Linked DNA regions of Mus musculus: region 1 is linked to region 2. The links are chromatin contacts, found by POLR2A ChIA-PET in ENCODE. All regions are on one chromosome and are shown on one strand. Each heading gives the region's core, a stretch centred on a gene start or an enhancer-like site at or near the end of the contact. The rest is flanking DNA. Distances are from core to core; before and after follow the strand shown. Region 1 holds the start of Cox14 (cytochrome c oxidase assembly protein 14). Region 2 holds the start of Racgap1 (Rac GTPase-activating protein 1).

Region 1 (3,829 bases), core at 427-2,926, 74 kb before region 2:
ATGGCAGTTTCAGAGCTCTGACTCAAAACATCTACACCCGAGGTACAGAAGGCCGGAAACAGGTGTATATGATGCGATGCCATCAGAGCTAACACAGGCTCTCCTTATTTGTGCTTAAAAAGTGACCAGCCGGGGCTGGAGAGATGGCTCAGTGGTTAAGAGCACTGACTGCTCTTCCAGAGGTCTTGAGTTCAATTCCCAGCAACCACATGGTGGCTCACAACCATCTGTCATGGGATCCAATGCCCTCTTCTGGTGTGTCTGAAGACAGCTATAGTGTATTCATATACATAAAATCCAGAAATAAATCTCTTTAAAAAAAAAAAGTGACCAGCCCACCCAGACTATACTAGGAATCAAACCTGGGTCCTCTGGAAGAACAGCAAGGCTCTTAACTGCTGAGCCATCTCTCCAGCCTCAGAACCATATTTTAATCAGGCTACTTATTGTGGTAGTGAAATTCTCCCGAGAGAGGACCTGAAGATAGACTTGAGGATGTGTGTGTCTGGGGGATCCTGCCTGTAGAGTGCCAGAGTCACTTCGCCCTGGTGAAAAGCTAATTTCACCTTGTTCACTGATAGAGAAGATTTGAGTATGATTTAAAGTGGGATGTAACTCAGTGTAGCAGGCACAAAGCCAGAGGTTCAGTCCCCAGAACTGCATTAAACAGAGCATGTGGTATATGCTGGAAATCCCAGCACTCAGGATGTGGACATGAGACCCTGTCAAAAACAAAAAACAAAAAAACGGGGGGGGGGTGTGAAACAAAAAGAAGCAAATCCGAGATAACCTCAAAAACAAACAATAAAACCCTGAAGTTAGAAGCCCAGATACAAGGATTAACTTTGGAAATAAAAGAAACTCTTGAGACTGGCAGAAGGTTTTCATCTGATGGGCATCCTTTACAAAACAAATAAGGATCAAAGCCCTAAAACCACCCCAGCTTCTGTCATTTAGCCCTCTTTGGAGAGACTTGGTGTCCGCAGAAAACAACTTCTGACTAACGGAGCCCAGAAAGGTAAGCTATGAACCCCATATTCTGTAGGATCAGAGAAGGTGGTGAGGACCTCAGAGAAATAAGTGGCTTTGAGGGACCGTGAGGAGCTTTGGGGTTGAGGCGAGCAGTTTCAGAAGGGAGGACAGCCAGGCCGCAGTCACACCAGGAAGGCGGTCGGACTATGACAGCCGGGGAGCCAGCAGGGGCTAGCACAGCGCAGGGACTAGGAGCCGCGCGCTCTCAAGGGCACAGGCCGAGGACGCGCGGTGCGGGACACAGGGGAGCGGAGGGGAGCGCGGTGCGGGGCACAGGGGACAGCAGGGACTCGGAACGGGGAGCAGGGGAACAGCGTGAAAAGCGGCGACACGGGGAGCAGGGGGCGCGGTGCGCCGAGCAGGAGAGCGTGGGGGGAGGGCGAGTGCGCTTGGCCGTCCGGCCCGCGGCCTACCTGGAGGCTGCAACTCGGCCGCGTCAGAGCGATGCCTGCTCAGTCTGCCACTCGCAGAGTCGCGCGGCCGCCGCAGGGCAGGAAGAGGCAGTCACCAACGCGCAGCTCCTCAGCCACTGGTGCTCAGCCCCGCTCCGGACCCGACACCCCCTGCGAAAACTCGCCCACTAAAGCGAGAGCCAGCCTTGAACTTCCGGCTTCTACCTCTCTCTTACGCACGCTCAGTCTAGCCTTCCTCTCGGAAAGGCCCATTGAATTCTGGGGGGTGTGGTTCTGGTCCATCAAGAGCGCTCCTTGGAAAACGGGAAAAATTTTAGCTCAGAATTAGCCAATCCGCAGTCTAAGTTCAGTGACGTAAACTGTAGCTAGGTAGATCCTCGGAATTCTCCAGCGATGGGCCTAGCGCCCCCTACCGCCTGGAGCGGCCCTTTACAGGGTGATCCGGAGGAACCGACCTTAGCTGGACCAGCACTAGTGAGGCCACAGAATGGGTGTAGGGGGTGAGTCGGGGGATGGGAGGGTGACTCGCTAATATTTCTGCCTTGTGCGCGACCTCCTCGTAGGCAGGCAACGTGACAGACCCTGTAAGAAGCGCTGGGAAGACTGGCTGACAGCTTGGGTGGAAGAGGGGATACGAAGCACAAAAGGGGACGGGGGTGGGGTGGGGGGGTGGAGGTGGGGGCTGTGAGCAGAGTGGACGCCAATGCCGATTGATGCCCGAGTGTGGCTGCTATTAAACAAGGATGATTTTTTCCACTTCTTGTCTTACATTGAGTAAAACATGCATGCAGTGATACATGACCCCACACACTGCCACATAAACTCCCCCAACTCTTCCAGTTTCTGGAAAAACCACACTTTATTGGGTAGACAAGTGGCCTGACAGAAGACCTCAGATTCACAGTTGACTGACTGAGCAAACATAGGTTAAGGTGTTGGAATCTGTCTGCATCCCGCCCCAGTCTCCCGGGGAACAGCTCTGAATTGAGTCATGCGTGGGAGGGTTCCAGCCCAGTCGGGATCGATGACAGGGCCCCCCCTCTTCCCCTTACCCGACAGCTCTGACCTTCACTAAGACGGAATTCTTAAAGGCTAGGAGCAGAGAGGGACCTGGCACCTTAATGTGTTAGTTTAATATCAAGCTGGCCAGAGCCACGGTGTCCCAGTTGCTGCCACACAGGAAATGGAGACCCCTGGTGGAGAGAGAAACCTCCAGCTATTTATAGCTAGCGCTCCAGGCTGCTGATCTGTGACATTCTCTTGCTGCCACCCAACTTTGGAACAGGGCCAGTGCAAAGCAGTCTCCCATCCCCCTCTGATCTCCCTCACCCCAGGGCAGGCAGTTTTCAATTGTCCTTCCCTCGAGTTCCCCAGCTCCTGAGGTGTGTGGGTCCGATCTCGCGAGGACCTTGTTCTGTTCCGAGGACAGCTGGCCTTGGACTAGGACCCACCAACCCTTGTGGAAACCTACTGAACCTTTGAGCTGCTCCTTAGTTCTAAGCCTACAGATGCCGGGTGGCCTTCCAGGCTGGGTGAGAACGACTTGGGCAAAAGGAAAGGGCAGAGTCAAGAATATGGGCTGACAGCCCTGAGGACGATAAACTATAAATCCTACATTCTGTTAGACGTGAAGTTGGTGGTGACTGCAGAGAGAAGCGGCCTTGTGGGGAGGACCCTGAGAAGAAAGGTCAGCAGTAGGAGGGGCTGGCCGGGGCCGGAGCTCCTGACTGGGGAGGTGGACAAATAGGAAGGTCAGGGGAGCCTGAGCCATCTGAGCCTGCTGTGAAAAGAGTGTAGCTCTGTCAGCAGATTAGATTCCTGCTCCCCAAAGAGGGTGCTGGCAGCTGGGTGCAGGCAAGGGAAAGCTGGGAAAGGTCACACAGGGTGGGGAGGCCCTGACAAAGCTCCAGGAACCAGGAAGTCTCTGGGAAGAATGGAGCGCCCCAGGGCCAGAGATGCCTGTGGAGAGCAACTCTTGTGCCAGAGTAGCCTGGGGGAGGGGGAAGTAGAGGCTTCTGAGGAAGCAAGTGTTGCTAGGAGAAGTTAGAGTGGGGTTGTTTGAGAGCTTTGTATTTTGTTAGCAAACAGTGAGATCGTTGATGTTGTGTGGGGCCTGGCAGAGGTCGGCCAAAGGGTCTCTGGGGTCTGTGTCAGCTCAGGCATCCAGACCCTTCCCTTGGCAGCCTTTGCCCCATCTTTCCTGTGGCTGAAGTGCTTCTTCAGTCACTTAATGGGACTTGGGACCGGTTCCCAGTGTGTGTGAGGCAGCAACCGGCAGCCCTTGACTTGGCGCCTTCCCTTCCCCCAACCCCACCCCTGGAGCAGGCACCACTGGGGCTTAGTTCTACACTTCCCAGAGGACAGCAAGGAAGTGTGGATTCTGT
Region 2 (3,664 bases), core at 213-2,712:
GAGGCAGGCAGCATAGACTCCTTTGAAGAAAGCATTAAAATAATAATAATAATAATTCAAGTTGCCCAAAGGACAGATAGGACTTAGTCAAATGAAGTTGGGGGAATGGGCAGGAAGGATGTTTGGGGCAGACGGAACAGCAAGAGTTCTGCAAGCGCTGGATGCTAAGAGTAGCTTGGTGCACTTCAGGACCTGTAGACAGGAGGGAGTCAGGAGGGGCAGCTGGAGAGCCCGGAAGCCCAGGTTAGGGGAGCCCTGTTAAAGACCCTGATCTTTTTTTAAGGAGGAGAAGTGAAACGGTTAATGGTTTTCAGCAAGGAAGAGCCATGGTTGGATCTGATTTTTTGTTTGTTTTAGGCTGGTGTGAAACTAAGTAGCAGAGGCTGGTCTTAATCCCTCAGCCTCCACGCCCTAAGTGCTGGGGTTTCGGGTGTGTGCCACCACACCCACCCAGAACTGCCTTTGAAAATACCACGGTTGTAAAGAGTTCGAGGAAGGGCTCAGTTCCCTTGGTGGTTAGACTTCTGAGGCAGGCCAGGCTGGCCTTGAACTTACAGAAATCTGCTTCTGCTGTGCTGGGGTTAAAGGGGTGTACCTGGATCACTGTTTCTAGTAAACTCTAGCTAGCCAGTATTTTGTCAAGTTGCTAGTAGCCACACCTACCAGTAATTAGTAAATTCAGGAAGGAAGGGACACCAACACAGAGACATAACAAAAAAAGGAACAGAAACATTGGGAACACACTAATAGATTAAGATGAATAGTTTGCTGGTGTACGTAAAAGGCATTTCTGATGTTGGGTCCAGATCTTTCAAAGTTTCAAAGCCTCTGTACCAATACGACGCCAAATTTTAAGTGCCACTTATTAAATGGAATTATAACACTTCATTTTGCATTTCTATTTGTTTTCTTGAGCTGTCTTCCCCCATTCATAGCTACTGGAAAGCAGAGACCACATGATCGGTATTTTTTTCTGATTCCTAGCAGAGTGCTTGCTATGAAGTTGGCATACTTACTGTGCATCAAATAGAAGTCTGAATGAATGCGTGAATGAATGGAGGGATAATTATAGCTCAGTAAATATGGTTAAAATGATTGCTGCTCTGTCTCCTTCTGGAATTCTTCCTATTCTACAGTGAGACCCGAAAACTATTCAGTTATTAGTTTCCAAGGGTCCTATTTGACTGCGTGGGGAAACAGGAGGCAAGAAATAATATGCAATTAGTCAACAGGTCATTAGGATAATTGCAAGAAAGGAAGCTGGAGCCTGGAATGTGAGTCCTACACGGGCCACGAAACACCCACTACTCCCGCAAAATTGTGTGTGTGCCCTTAGTCAAAATGGCCGCCTTTCGGGCGTCTCGCTAATGTAATGCGCATGCCCATTCCGTTTTGCGCCCGCCCCCTGGCCCTGACACTTGCGTCTTCGTGATTATGAGCTCCTCTGTGATTGGCTGGTGCGTGATTTTGAACCGGATCTGGCGGCGCGGTTTTACACTGCCGTTAGTGAGGCGCGTCGCTGGTAGACAGCAGCCCTCCTGGGGCGCGGCGGCCGGAGAGTGAGCGCCGCGGGCCGGACGGGGTTGCGTGTGCGCGGGGCCGGGAGCCTCGGTAAGCCGGTCGAGGTCGCGAGCGAGCGAGCGAGCGGGCGGCGGGGAGGCGGGCGAGGGGAGGGGGCGGCGGGACCCGGCTGCTCTCGGCGTGGCGCTCCTTGCAAAGTCGGGGCGTCCTTTTGAGGCGTGGCCGGCCGGGTGCGGGTGTGGTTCCCTCAAGGTGGTCTTGGCGAGCCCCAGTGCCGGGCGTGGGAATGGCGGGGAGAGCCCCCTCATACCCTTTTCCGAGGAACAGTCTCTTTTGAGGGAGAAATCAGGTGTTTGGGGAACCCGGCGGCCTGACGTGGAGAGCCTCTACCTTCTAGGCTGTCTCCCACAAGGCTCATTAGAACATCCCTAGTTGTGGAGAGTTGGAATGTTGCAAATTCGGAGCCTATCTCGGGTGATTTTTTTTTTCCAGGCCCCCCCCCCTTTTAATAATTTATTGCCCACCTCTGTCACTGACCTACCTACTGTTCTGTGATTTGCATGTGAAACCCTTTGGGGTGTATTAATTTATATGAACAGCTTCCACCAACAGAAAAGCTAAGACTTGTTCTTAACTATAAAACGTAGTGAGAATGGTTATATCACAACGTAGTATTTTGGTATTCTGGATTCATGTTCACTAGCCAGGGTCACTTATATTTGGCTCACTCATTTCCCTTGGAATGAGAGCTTTGTTTTTGTGCCTCAGAAAGAGAGGAAGAAAGAGAGGAAGAGGGGGAGAGACTGACTGCAGTACTCCCAATAGTGTATCGGAAGGTTATTGGATTTACTGTTTACCTTTTAAAGTTCTATCACTCCTAAATAAACTGGACTCCGTGTATGTGTGGTAGTGTCTTATGTAGCCCAGGCTGGCCTCTTGTAGCCAAGGATAACCTTGGACTTCTGAGCCTCCTGTCCTTGGAGTGCTGGGATTACAGGCATTACAGGATAACTTGGAGATTACATGTGTGATCTGCCATTCTCAGTATTTGCTGTGTTGAGGACAGAAACCAGGGGCTTGTCATGCTAGAGAGACATGGTATCAGCTGAGCTACAGGCCAGCACAATTGTACATGTAATTTCACGTAAGACTGTCTTCTACTAACCTTTAAAACCTCTGTGGACTGATGAGGCTGCATGTCAGGCTGCCAGGGTGCAGTAAAGATAGGGACTCTTATGCTGTGTTAGACTTCAGTGCTGTCTGCTGGTCAACTTGGCTTTTGGGTTGATGAAAGGTAGGTGTGTGTTTGTTTCTGTTTTTATTTCTATTCTGAGACAGGGTTTTGCTGTGTGTAACAGCTCTGTATGTCCTGGAACTCTGTAGACCAGGCTGGCCTGGAACTCACAGAGATCTGCCTACCTCTATGTCTCCTAAGCACTGGGATTCAAGGTGTGTGCTGCCATTCTCCGGGTGAAAGGTAATTCAGGCCAAAATTTCATCTGATAGTCACAAGGAGGTGTCTGGTGTGTTAGTGGAGCTAAAGATCACTCAGATAATTTGGCTGCAGATCTGAGACATTCTATCAAACTCTCCACAAATACAGACCCTCCAATCTTAGCCTTATACTTTTTTGGTTCTGTTTGGTTTTTGTTTTTTGAGATAGCTTTATAGAATTATAACATTGACTTTTACCCCTGGGTTTCCCCCCATATAAGGTTTTTATACCATGCTACATTAATAAAAAACCTGTTGCACCAAGCCTTGGGCACTGTTCTAGATACCAGTGGCTCTGCAAAGTCCTTGCTTTCCAGACAGTAAACTAAGTGAACATATCAGGTGGAGACAAGTGCTCTGGAGCAGAAGCAACCAGGAGTTATGGAAAATAGTGTGGCTGGAAGAGACTTCACTGAGAAGTAAACTCCCAGGGGTGGGGTGGATGGGGACTGGATGAGATGGGGGGACTGTCCATGCTAGAGATGGCAGCAGAGAGTAACCGGAAACCGGAGTCCAAAGAGAATGACTAGATCAGTGGTAGCCCAACTCTTCAGTGCTTGCTCAGTGGAGACAAGATGCTAACAATCAAACACAGTGTGTGCCCTGCTATGGAGCTCTGATGGAATATGCTGGGCAAAGGGCTGGCTGA

The links. ChIA-PET counts read pairs that join two places held with the same protein, here RNA polymerase II (POLR2A).
Region 1: POLR2A ChIA-PET joins it to region 2 with 29 read pairs in embryonic stem cell. The contact joins the promoter of Cox14 here to the promoter of Racgap1 in region 2. POLR2A ChIA-PET finds 5 or more read pairs at or near these places in 4 of 5 experiments (Patski and embryonic stem cell).

What each region holds. Positions count from the first base shown.
Region 1 is chr15:99,723,465-99,727,293 of GRCm38, reverse strand. Cox14 (cytochrome c oxidase assembly protein 14) reads right to left here and starts at 1,676. Exons shown (of 2, transcript NM_183256.3): 1 at 1,446-1,676. Gpd1 (glycerol-3-phosphate dehydrogenase 1 (soluble)) reads right to left here. Exons shown (of 8, transcript NM_010271.3): 8 at 2,280-3,829. Gm16537 (predicted gene 16537) reads left to right here and starts at 2,820. Exons shown (of 3, transcript NR_155353.1): 1 at 2,820-2,977.
Region 2 is chr15:99,649,454-99,653,117 of GRCm38, reverse strand. Racgap1 (Rac GTPase-activating protein 1) reads left to right here and starts at 1,462. Exons shown (of 17, transcript NM_001253808.1): 1 at 1,462-1,611.